Regions from separate parts of the Homo sapiens genome. Here regions 1 and 3 are each linked to region 2. A link is a contact called in ENCODE Hi-C or POLR2A ChIA-PET data. All regions are on one chromosome and are shown on one strand. The core of a region is the stretch at or near the end of the contact, and the rest is flanking DNA. Distances in the headings are between cores, read along the strand shown. Region 1 has its middle 67 kb from the start of SP3. Region 2 holds the start of CDCA7 (cell division cycle associated 7). Region 3 has its middle 15 kb from the start of LINC01960.

Region 1 (2,872 bases), core at 243-2,742, 540 kb after region 2:
TATGAAACATCTAGAACAAGTAAATCCATAGAGACAGAAGACAGATTAATGGTTCTGAGGGGCTGGGAGGAGGGGCTTATGGGGACATGTCTGCTTAATGGGCACAGGATTTTCTTTGAGGTAGTTTTGGAAGTAGGTAGAGATAGTGATTGCACAATATTGTCAGTGTATGAAATGCCACTCAATTGTACGCTTTAAGATGGTTAGTGTACAGCATGGTGACTATGGTTAATAACAATGTATTGTATACTTGAAAATTTCTAAGAGAGTAGATTTTAAGTGTTCTTGACACATAATAAATAAGCATGTGAAGTAATGCATATGTTCATTGGCGTGATTTAGCCATTACACAATGTATAAGTATACATTTCAAAATATGCTATATATCATAAGTATGTAAAATTTTTGTCAATTAAAATTTTTTAATGCTAATGGCTCATTTGTTTATGTACATTTATCTCAATAAAAAATGAATCCAACCTAGATTATATTCATCTTTGTACCAATATAGTCATAATTTTAAAAATATATTTATGAAGGAGTCTATAAGGCAAAAGTGCCTAGGACCTATGAAAGTCATAATGCAGCCCTAACCAAGTGCACAGGATGCAGAGACAAGTGGAAGGAACCTGAGCCATCTGAGTGAGAAAGGGTAGTTGGTCAGAGCACAGCGAGTAAGGGACAGGCTCATGTGTGCGGAGGCTGGGGAAGCCGGCAGAGGCCCAGCCAGGCATGGCAAAGCCTCGGGATGCTAGGTGAAGTGCCAATAAAGAGTTTTAAGGAGACTGACATTTTCAAAGATCACTCTGGGCTGCTGATTGGAGTGTGGACTAGTCAGAGTCAGGAAGAGTGGTTACGAGGAGCCCAGATTCCAGGATACTGCTGTAATCCAAGCAAAAAATGATGGCTGTTGCTCGGATGCTGGTAGAGGAGATGTAGAGAGATGCATGGCTTTGAGACACTTGGACAATCAACAAGATCAATATGGGGAATGGGAAGGAGAGGGTGTCAACGTTAACCTTCCCCTTTCTGGCATGAGCATCGAGAAGCATATGACGTTATTCATTGAGATAAATACTGAAGGTCCAGGTTTAGGAGTAGACATTCAGAAACTGAATTCTGAACACATAAAGTTTGAGGTACCTGTGAAAGTTCCAAAACAGGGGCCAAATAGGTAATTCAATATTTTACCTGCAACTCAGTTGAGGAGTGGAGTGAAGATGGAAAACTTGGGAGTTGCCCACGTCTGCAGTAAAAGGAAATCCCAAGAACAAATGAGATCATCCAGTAAAAGAGTGCGGATTGAGAAGAGAAATCAGCTCAGGATCAAGCCTGGGAAAAATTCGACATTTAACTGCCAGGTACAAGAAGAAAAGCTAGCAAAGGAGAGAGAGAAGCGGAAAGAGGAAGAAGGAAACAGCTGGGCCATGGGTAGATATTAGGAAAGAATCTACTTCAACAAATGGAGAACAGCCAACTGATGTGAACACTGAGGTCAGGCAGTATGTGAATGTTTCAATGTTACATGCGTTAGTGACAGGGAGGTCACTGTTGACCTTTTCAAGACCATCTTTAGTGAAGTGAAGGAACAGAAACCAGATGGGAGTTATTTGAGAGGAGAGCAGGGGAAAAGGAAGTGAAAAGTGTGTGGGCAACTCTTTCAAGAACCTGATTGTGAGTGAGGAGTAGGTGACAATGAGACAAGGCGAACCCAGACTTCACTCACCTAGCTGCCTGCCCATGGGGCAATAGGGAAACTAAGACAGAAGTAACTGCCAAAAGCAAAGGAGTTAGCAACCCGGTGCTGCTAATTCTTAGAGGTCAATGACGAGCAAGGCCTAGGTCCTTCTGCAGCTGGTTGCCTGACAGTCTAGCAAGTTGATAGAACCCATGCCGTGACCCTGTTAATTTTATGACTGTTTGCAAAGGGACAGTTTTCTCTGCCCTTGTAGAGCAAAACCAGGGAGGAATTTAAGTTTGCAGCTTGCTCCCCACCAGATCTCACAGTTGTGATGGGATAAAGTCCTCAAGAACAAAGAAGCTGCGATCACACTGAGTCAGAGTCCAAAAAGCCACCTTCAAATAATGTTAAGACTGTATACCACCTTTGGTTGTTCTTTAAGTACAGAGTGTTAAAAGAGGTCGCTCAGCACTGGCGCTGCAGGCTGAGTCCGGCCCCATGATGCTCCCGCACATTCTAGGACACCTTCTTTCTCCACAGCCATAGCTGTTAACGGCTAACTTCTTTCCTCCGAGCCTTTGCCCTCTGTGTCCTAAGTTTAAATTCTAGGACATGAGAAATATCTCAAAAAACTGTCCCTTTATCCTTTGCCAATTGAAAAAGAAACCAGCCCAGCAGAGAGGAGACTAGGTAACACAAGACCTTGGTTCCGGATGGTGTTCACACCTACTGTCGCTTTTGCTGTGCGTCATCAGTCACATAATGACTTATAGGGCAGAATATTGCTTTAAAAAGTTGGTTTTGGCCAGGCGCGTTGGTTCTCGCCTGTTATCCCAGCACTTTGGGAGGCTGAGGTGGGTGGATCACGAGGTCAGGAGATCGAAACACGGTGATATCCCGTCTCTACTAAAACTACAAAAAATTACCTGAGCGTGGTGGCATGTGCCTGCAGTCCCAGCTACTGGGGAGGCTGAGGCAAAAGAATTGCTTGAATCCGGGAGGTGGAGGTTGCAGTGAGCCGAGATTGCACCACTGCACTCCAGCCTGGGTGACAGAATGAGACTCCATCTCAAAAAAAAAAAAAAAAAAGTTGGTTTTGTGCATATGTTGCTGCCTTATAGTTTCTAGTCTCCATTTCAGGGTTGACTCACTGTCTCCAATATTGGAGTAGATTTGAGGAACACTTTGGTT
Region 2 (2,757 bases), core at 178-2,677:
AAATTATTTTCTTGTGCTCCCAGGAAGACTAAAAATTTCCCTATCAGAACCTTTCACAGGCAAAGTGACTTAATCTTCCCCTGCTTCATGGATCTAGTAATTCCAAATTTTCATATATTTAGCTTTAGTGGCACAAAATTATATTCCCAAATGTTTATTCATTCAACAAATACTTACTGAGGGCCCTGTAATTCCGTAATTTCACCACCCACCGATAGCCTCTCCTCCTGGCACTCACCTTCTAGACCTTGAGCTCTTTGTCCCTTGCACAGTGGCAGAGTGATTACTGGGTAGGTATATTTAAGAAAGGCTGGAAGACTCCTTCCAATCCATTGTCCTCGGGCATTATTTACTTGCTCACAGTTTTTGTATTCAGTACACCAAGAGAGGAACACAGTATGTCCATGCACTCTCTTACTGCAAAGGAATTAATTATTCCCCAGAGAAAAGTTTTGAAATGAGGGGGAAATGCGAATGTTTTCATTTCAAGCGCTTGTTTTAAATGTTAAGAGTATAATTAGTGTCTTCTAAAGAAACTAAATTTACTTTTTCTTGTAGAAGCAAGTTTTGCTCTTCACGCACACAAAAAGCCTCGCTTTATTTCATTTTTTCGTTGTAATGCCAAGTTTGGTTAAAAGGGCAATGAAAAGTTTTCTCGTTCGCACTGACTCAGGGTAGTTCTCAATTCTGAAGACAGAGAAGATCATCAAGCCACAATTGTTCAATCTTTAGTTTCAATCCCCAACAGATAATCGTTAAAGGTTAACTATACTATAGACGTCTTCATCAAGCTGCTGCGGCTTTTCTTCTACTTTGAAAACCACAAGTAAACAAGTCGGCTTCCTGTGCTTTTTGGAAAGAAAGATCAGGATTTAACTCATTTTATTGCTTCAGATAATGGTGTGGTTCCCAGATAAGAGGTGCTACATCCAGGGGCGGTGAACTCGATTATGAAGGGTGGAGTTCGTGCTGGATTCTATGATTTTTTAAATCTTGTAAACCGCACGCAGCAATGAAAGTGCTAAACGCCATGGTGCGTGACCCGCGCCACCCTCACGCTGCTCTCCTTTACCCCCCAGACTCCACTTTTCCTCCGCCACCACGAAAATTCTTGCAAATCAGACAGCTAACCCCGGGGCAATACGAACCATTTTCGCGCCACTCGCTCAGGACCGCGCAGCTGCACAAGGAGAGTGGTCCCCGTAGCCCCTAAAGCCCCCCTTTCTCAAAGGGGATTTTAGGAGTGCCCAAGGCTATCCTTTGAGGTCAGAATATATAGGGGGGTCGTGTTTTTTCCAGGGGGCCACCTAGTCTTGCGCCATGTCTGGCCGTTACCACAGCTTGCAGGACCTGTGTCCCAACGCGGGAAAGACAGCCCGAGCCCCGCCCCTCCGGGCCCGGGTCGGCGCGCCCAGCCTGCCAGCCGCGCTGCTGCTGCTCCTCCTGCTGTGGGACCGCTGACCGCGCGGCTGCTCCGCTCTCCCCGCTCCAAGCGCCGATCTGGGCACCCGCCACCAGCATGGACGCTCGCCGCGTGCCGGTGAGGGCTGGGCGGGCGAACCCGAGGGGCGGGCGCGGTGGGTGCTGGACGCAGGCGGGCGCGGGCCGACCCTCTCCAACTCCGCAGCCTAGCGCTGCCTTAACTGGTGGCCTGCCTAGGCGTTGCCCGCTTGGGCAAGCCCCTGATTTTGTGCACCTGGGATAACTGAGGGCCATGGGGACGTTCCTGCGTGGCGTGCGCACCCGAAGTGCGGGCGGCGTGGAGACTTGAGTCGTTTGCAGGATGGCTAGCAGCGCTGGAAAGCCCTAGGCACGTGCGTCCGCCAAAGGCCGGACAGCGGCCGGGAGCGCTGGCCGGTCCCGATTTTGCCTGCCAGGCAGAGCCAGCCTGCCTGCCCCCTGGGAGGTTGTCCCGCAGCGGCCCAGCCCTTTCCCGCACACAACTCGGAGCCAGTGCGTGGCTCGCCGCGTCTATACCCGCGCTCAGTGGGTGGCCCTTGGGCGCGCACCCCGCCCGGCAAGAGACGCGTCCGCTTCTAACCGCTGAGGGCCAGCGCGTCTGAGGTTTAAGGTCTTGCGAACCGGTCTCCTAGAACTTGGGCTGCGCACGCAGTGTGAAGCGACCGTAGTCCCGGGCGGTGGTTAAGTGCATTTAAAGGGCTTGGTGGGTCAAAGCGTTCGCCGACCATTTGCTCGTTTCCTACTTCCTCCACCCCAACCCCCAACCCCCCACCCCCCACCCCCCAGCCTTACTCTTAGCTGCAGGACGTTGCTCTGAGTGGAACGTTACTTTTTGCTCTAACGGAAGCCAGAACGTAGGGTCGGGCTCCTGGAGAGGGTAGAAGAGTGGGGGTTGGGTGAAACGGAAGACAATGACATGTTTAAAATAAATATCAGGGGTTAGGGACCCTCGCGGGGGTGGGTGCGATGGGGCGTGGTTTCAGAGCTGAGTCGCCGCCCCGGTGGAGCTGGGCATTGGCTTTCCGGATGAAGAAAACCATGTGTAGCTGGTCTTGGAACCTGACATGCCTGAGTTCAAATCTGAGCCACCATGGGACTTGAGTAATCCATTTCGCTTTCCTGAGCCTCAGTTTCCTCATTGGCTAAGTGAGAATAACGATAGCACCTTTGTTGCAAAGAATTAAACCTGACGTGAAAGTGTACTTAACATAGTGCCTGGCACGAAAAACGCCTACTATAAATGGTATTAGTTATTACTTACCTGCCAAAGAAGTTCATCTCCGTCTTGACTATTTG
Region 3 (3,098 bases), core at 137-2,636, 690 kb after region 2:
TGCAAGACTAAATTGTTTTCTGACCTCCTGCAGAGCTGCCGTTGAAGCCTTACTAACTTAGAGTTTCACCTCTGGTTTCTAGACACTACAAGCCCTTCCCGTTTCTCTTTTCTCTTTCTCTCCAGACCAGCTACAGCAAGGAGGGAGATCAGTAGCCTTAAGACCCCATGTAGGACTTAAGAAAGGACTGGAACCAGTTCAGTCCTCCCAGAAGCCAAATGGGGAGGGGGTCCTGAGGCCAGTCTGGCTCCCTTTTTCAAGAATGTGGTTCTTAACCACCTTTGAGCTATGAACTCCTATAGCAATCTGATACAAGCTGGGAAAAATTACACACACACATAATTCTGTACACAACCTCAGAGAAAGCACATTGTAGACCTTCTCCTAAGGTCGCTACTTTGGCAGTTCTTTCAAAACCAGTCCATTTTCTCATTAAGGCTGTGTCCCTTTCACAGAAGAGAGGATGTGTGAAAAAAAAAAACACCTTATAAACAGCAAATCAACCTATTAATACAGCCTATAAATACAAATTCTTGTAAGATATAGAATAGATCGGTCGGGGGTGGTGGCTCACGCCTGTAATCACAGCACTTTGGGAGGCCGAGGTGGGTGGATCACGAGTTCAGGAGGCTGAGACCAGCCTAACCAACATGGTGAAATCCCGTCTCTACTAAAAATAAAAAAATTAGCCGGGCGTGGTGGCGGGTGCCTGTAATCCCAGCTACTGAGGAGGCTGAGGCTGGAAAATCGCTTGAACCCAGGAGGCAGGGGTTGCAGTGAGCCGAGATCATGCCATTGCACTCCAGCCTGGGCGACAGAGTGAGACTCCGTCTCGGAAAAAAAAAAAAAAAAAGAAAAAGAAAAGAAAAAGAATAGATCTTCCATAGAGATGCATCCACATATAAAATATAACCATAATAATGGTGGAAATATATTTACACAGTGTTTTTACTTTGCAGCACACATATATCATTTTATCCCATTGAAATCCTTGGCACATGGTTAGGGAAGACATTGTTCCATTTTATAGATGAGGACACTGAGGAAGAGAGGGCTAGGTGGCATGCCTGCAATGACAGGGCCGGGTGGCAGCAGCACTGGGACAGGAACCAAGGTCTTGTCACTCCGAGGCCCAGGCTTCCCAAGAGGCACACGGCAGGGCAATGCCATCTTGACCTCTCTTTGAAGTCTCTCCATGGCCTTACGCAGGACCTGGAGGCGCTCACGGCAAAGGCAGTGTTTGTGCACGCACACTTGGCCCACATCAGCCTCCTGGTGAGAAACAGAGACACAGAGGAAATGATGTTTTCTAACACAGGGAAAGAAGCACAGGGCCTGCCTTCAGAAATCAAGGTTGCGTAGACAGAGGGGAACTTTTTACTAGGGCTTCCTCTTGGCCAATTAAACCTAATGACTCATTTCCTTTTTCTTCTGAAAACAAAACAGCATTTTCTCCTACCGTCCTGAAGGAGGAGAAACCTGGAAGATCGCCACCTAGTGGCCCAGACCATCAAGATCGTGGCTCCTTCTCCCCCTGCTACCCCGCCCCCACTTCATAGGCCACCTTGCCTATTAGAAAACTGGACCCATACCCCTCACCATGCAGCAAGATAATCTCAAATGGATCAGAAATTCAAACGTAAAAAATGAACACAAACAAGTATTAGAAGACACATCGGTGGACTTCTTTATACCCTGGGTGTGGGAAGTCTGTCTATGATTCAAATCCCAGACGCAAACCAAAGGGCCTCTGGGCGCTTGCTCCTCCAGCTAAGACAGGAGTTGGGGGGGAAAGGGGATGTGTGTGCAATCTTCACCTCCATGTGGCATCTGCCCTACCCCATTAGAGCTAAGTGACTGTCCCCAACCTGGGCTCCTGGGATCAAGCGGAGGGAAACAGATAAAAAACAATTAAACTGACTGGGCCCACTGCCCCCTTTGCCTTCTTGGCAGACAGGAAAAGAGGTCTCAAAGCTGTGCCTCACAAAAAGGAAGACACTTAAGATATCAAGGGGCATGGAGCTGGGCACAGTGGCTCCCACCTGCAATCCCAGCACTTTGGAAGGACAGGCAGGAGGATCCTTTGAGTCCAGGAGTTTGAGACCCGCCTGGACAAAATATTGAGACCCTGTCTCTACAAAAAGTAAAATAAAATAATTAAAAATTAGCCAGGTGCAGCACTGCATCCCTGTAGTCTCAGCTACTCTGAAGGCTGAGGCAGGAGAATCATTTGAGCCAGGAGGTCGAGGCTGCAGTGAGCCAAGATCACACCACTGCACTCCAGCCTGGGCCAGAGTGGAAGACCTTGTCTCAAAAAATAAAATAAAATAAAAAAGTAGTTTTTTTTTCAAATAAAAATTTTAAGAGAGGCATGGAAACCCAGTCCAAGCTCAGCCTGACACCAAAATGAATGCTTTGCTAATGAAAAATAAAATACTCCAACGGCATAAAATAAAGTATTAATAAATTCAACAACTTTAAAAAAACCTGCTGCATGGCAAGAAAATTGGCACATTGTGAGAAATATTTGCAACATTTTCACAGAAACAGGTTAATCTGTAATATTAGGAATGTAATGAACTTTTAAATATTGAGGGGAAAAGGCCAAAACTTGATAGAAAATTAGGCAAAAGGCGTGAACAAACAGTTCATACACACAGATACAAAAATATGTAGATGGACCTTAAAATACAGAAAGATGTTCAACTTCACTCATTATGTTATAAATATATATTAGAACTACATTGAGATACCAATCTTTATAAAATTGACAGAATTTCAGAAGTTTGACCATGCAGTCCATTGGCAAGGCTGTAATGATTCTCATAATCATTGGTGGGAATGCAAAATGATACACCCCTGTGGAGGGAATTTGGAAATATCTAGCAAAACTATATATGCAATTTACCCTTTGACTCAGTAATACTAACTCCAGGAATTTATCCTGAAAGTACACTTCTACAAATATAAAACAACGTATTTATAAGGTTGTTCACGGAGACATTACTTAAACAGCAAAATATTAGAAACAATTTCATTCAATTAGGATAGTAATTGAATAAACTGTGATGCAGTCACACAATGGAGTACTACACAGC

Evidence for each region. Hi-C counts contacts between places; a loop is a spot of excess contacts on that map. ChIA-PET counts read pairs that join two places held with the same protein, here RNA polymerase II (POLR2A). Pooled maps may share reads with other maps.
Region 1: a loop to region 2 is called in a map with no recorded cell type, with 15 times the contacts of the local background. The contact joins the enhancer-like site here to the promoter of CDCA7 in region 2. A Hi-C loop is called at or near these places in 9 of 37 single-sample maps with no recorded cell type and 4 of 50 pooled maps. POLR2A ChIA-PET finds 5 or more read pairs at or near these places in 1 of 52 experiments (A549).
Region 3: a map with no recorded cell type shows a loop between it and region 2 (9-fold over the local background). The contact joins the enhancer-like site here to the promoter of CDCA7 in region 2. A Hi-C loop is called at or near these places in 4 of 37 single-sample maps with no recorded cell type and 10 of 50 pooled maps. POLR2A ChIA-PET finds 5 or more read pairs at or near these places in 1 of 52 experiments (OCI-LY7).

Annotation. Positions count from the first base shown.
Region 1 is chr2:173,896,784-173,899,655 of GRCh38, forward strand. No RefSeq gene overlaps it. Among named protein-coding and RNA genes, the nearest start is that of SP3, 67 kb to the right of the region's middle. Within about 2 kb of position 1,493, at least 4 of the 41 ENCODE cell types and tissues checked have a DNase peak (open chromatin) inside an H3K27ac peak, as active enhancers do.
Region 2 is chr2:173,353,445-173,356,201 of GRCh38, forward strand. CDCA7 (cell division cycle associated 7) reads left to right here and starts at 1,428. Exons shown (of 10, transcript NM_031942.5): 1 at 1,428-1,540. The coding sequence starts at 1,520. RefSeq lists enhancers at 472-1,427, 730-819 and a silencer at 1,370-1,639.
Region 3 is chr2:174,038,590-174,041,687 of GRCh38, forward strand. No RefSeq gene overlaps it. Among named protein-coding and RNA genes, the nearest start is that of LINC01960, 15 kb to the left of the region's middle. RefSeq lists a silencer at 1,228-1,628 and an enhancer at 1,332-1,626. Within about 2 kb of position 1,387, at least 29 of the 41 ENCODE cell types and tissues checked have a DNase peak (open chromatin) inside an H3K27ac peak, as active enhancers do.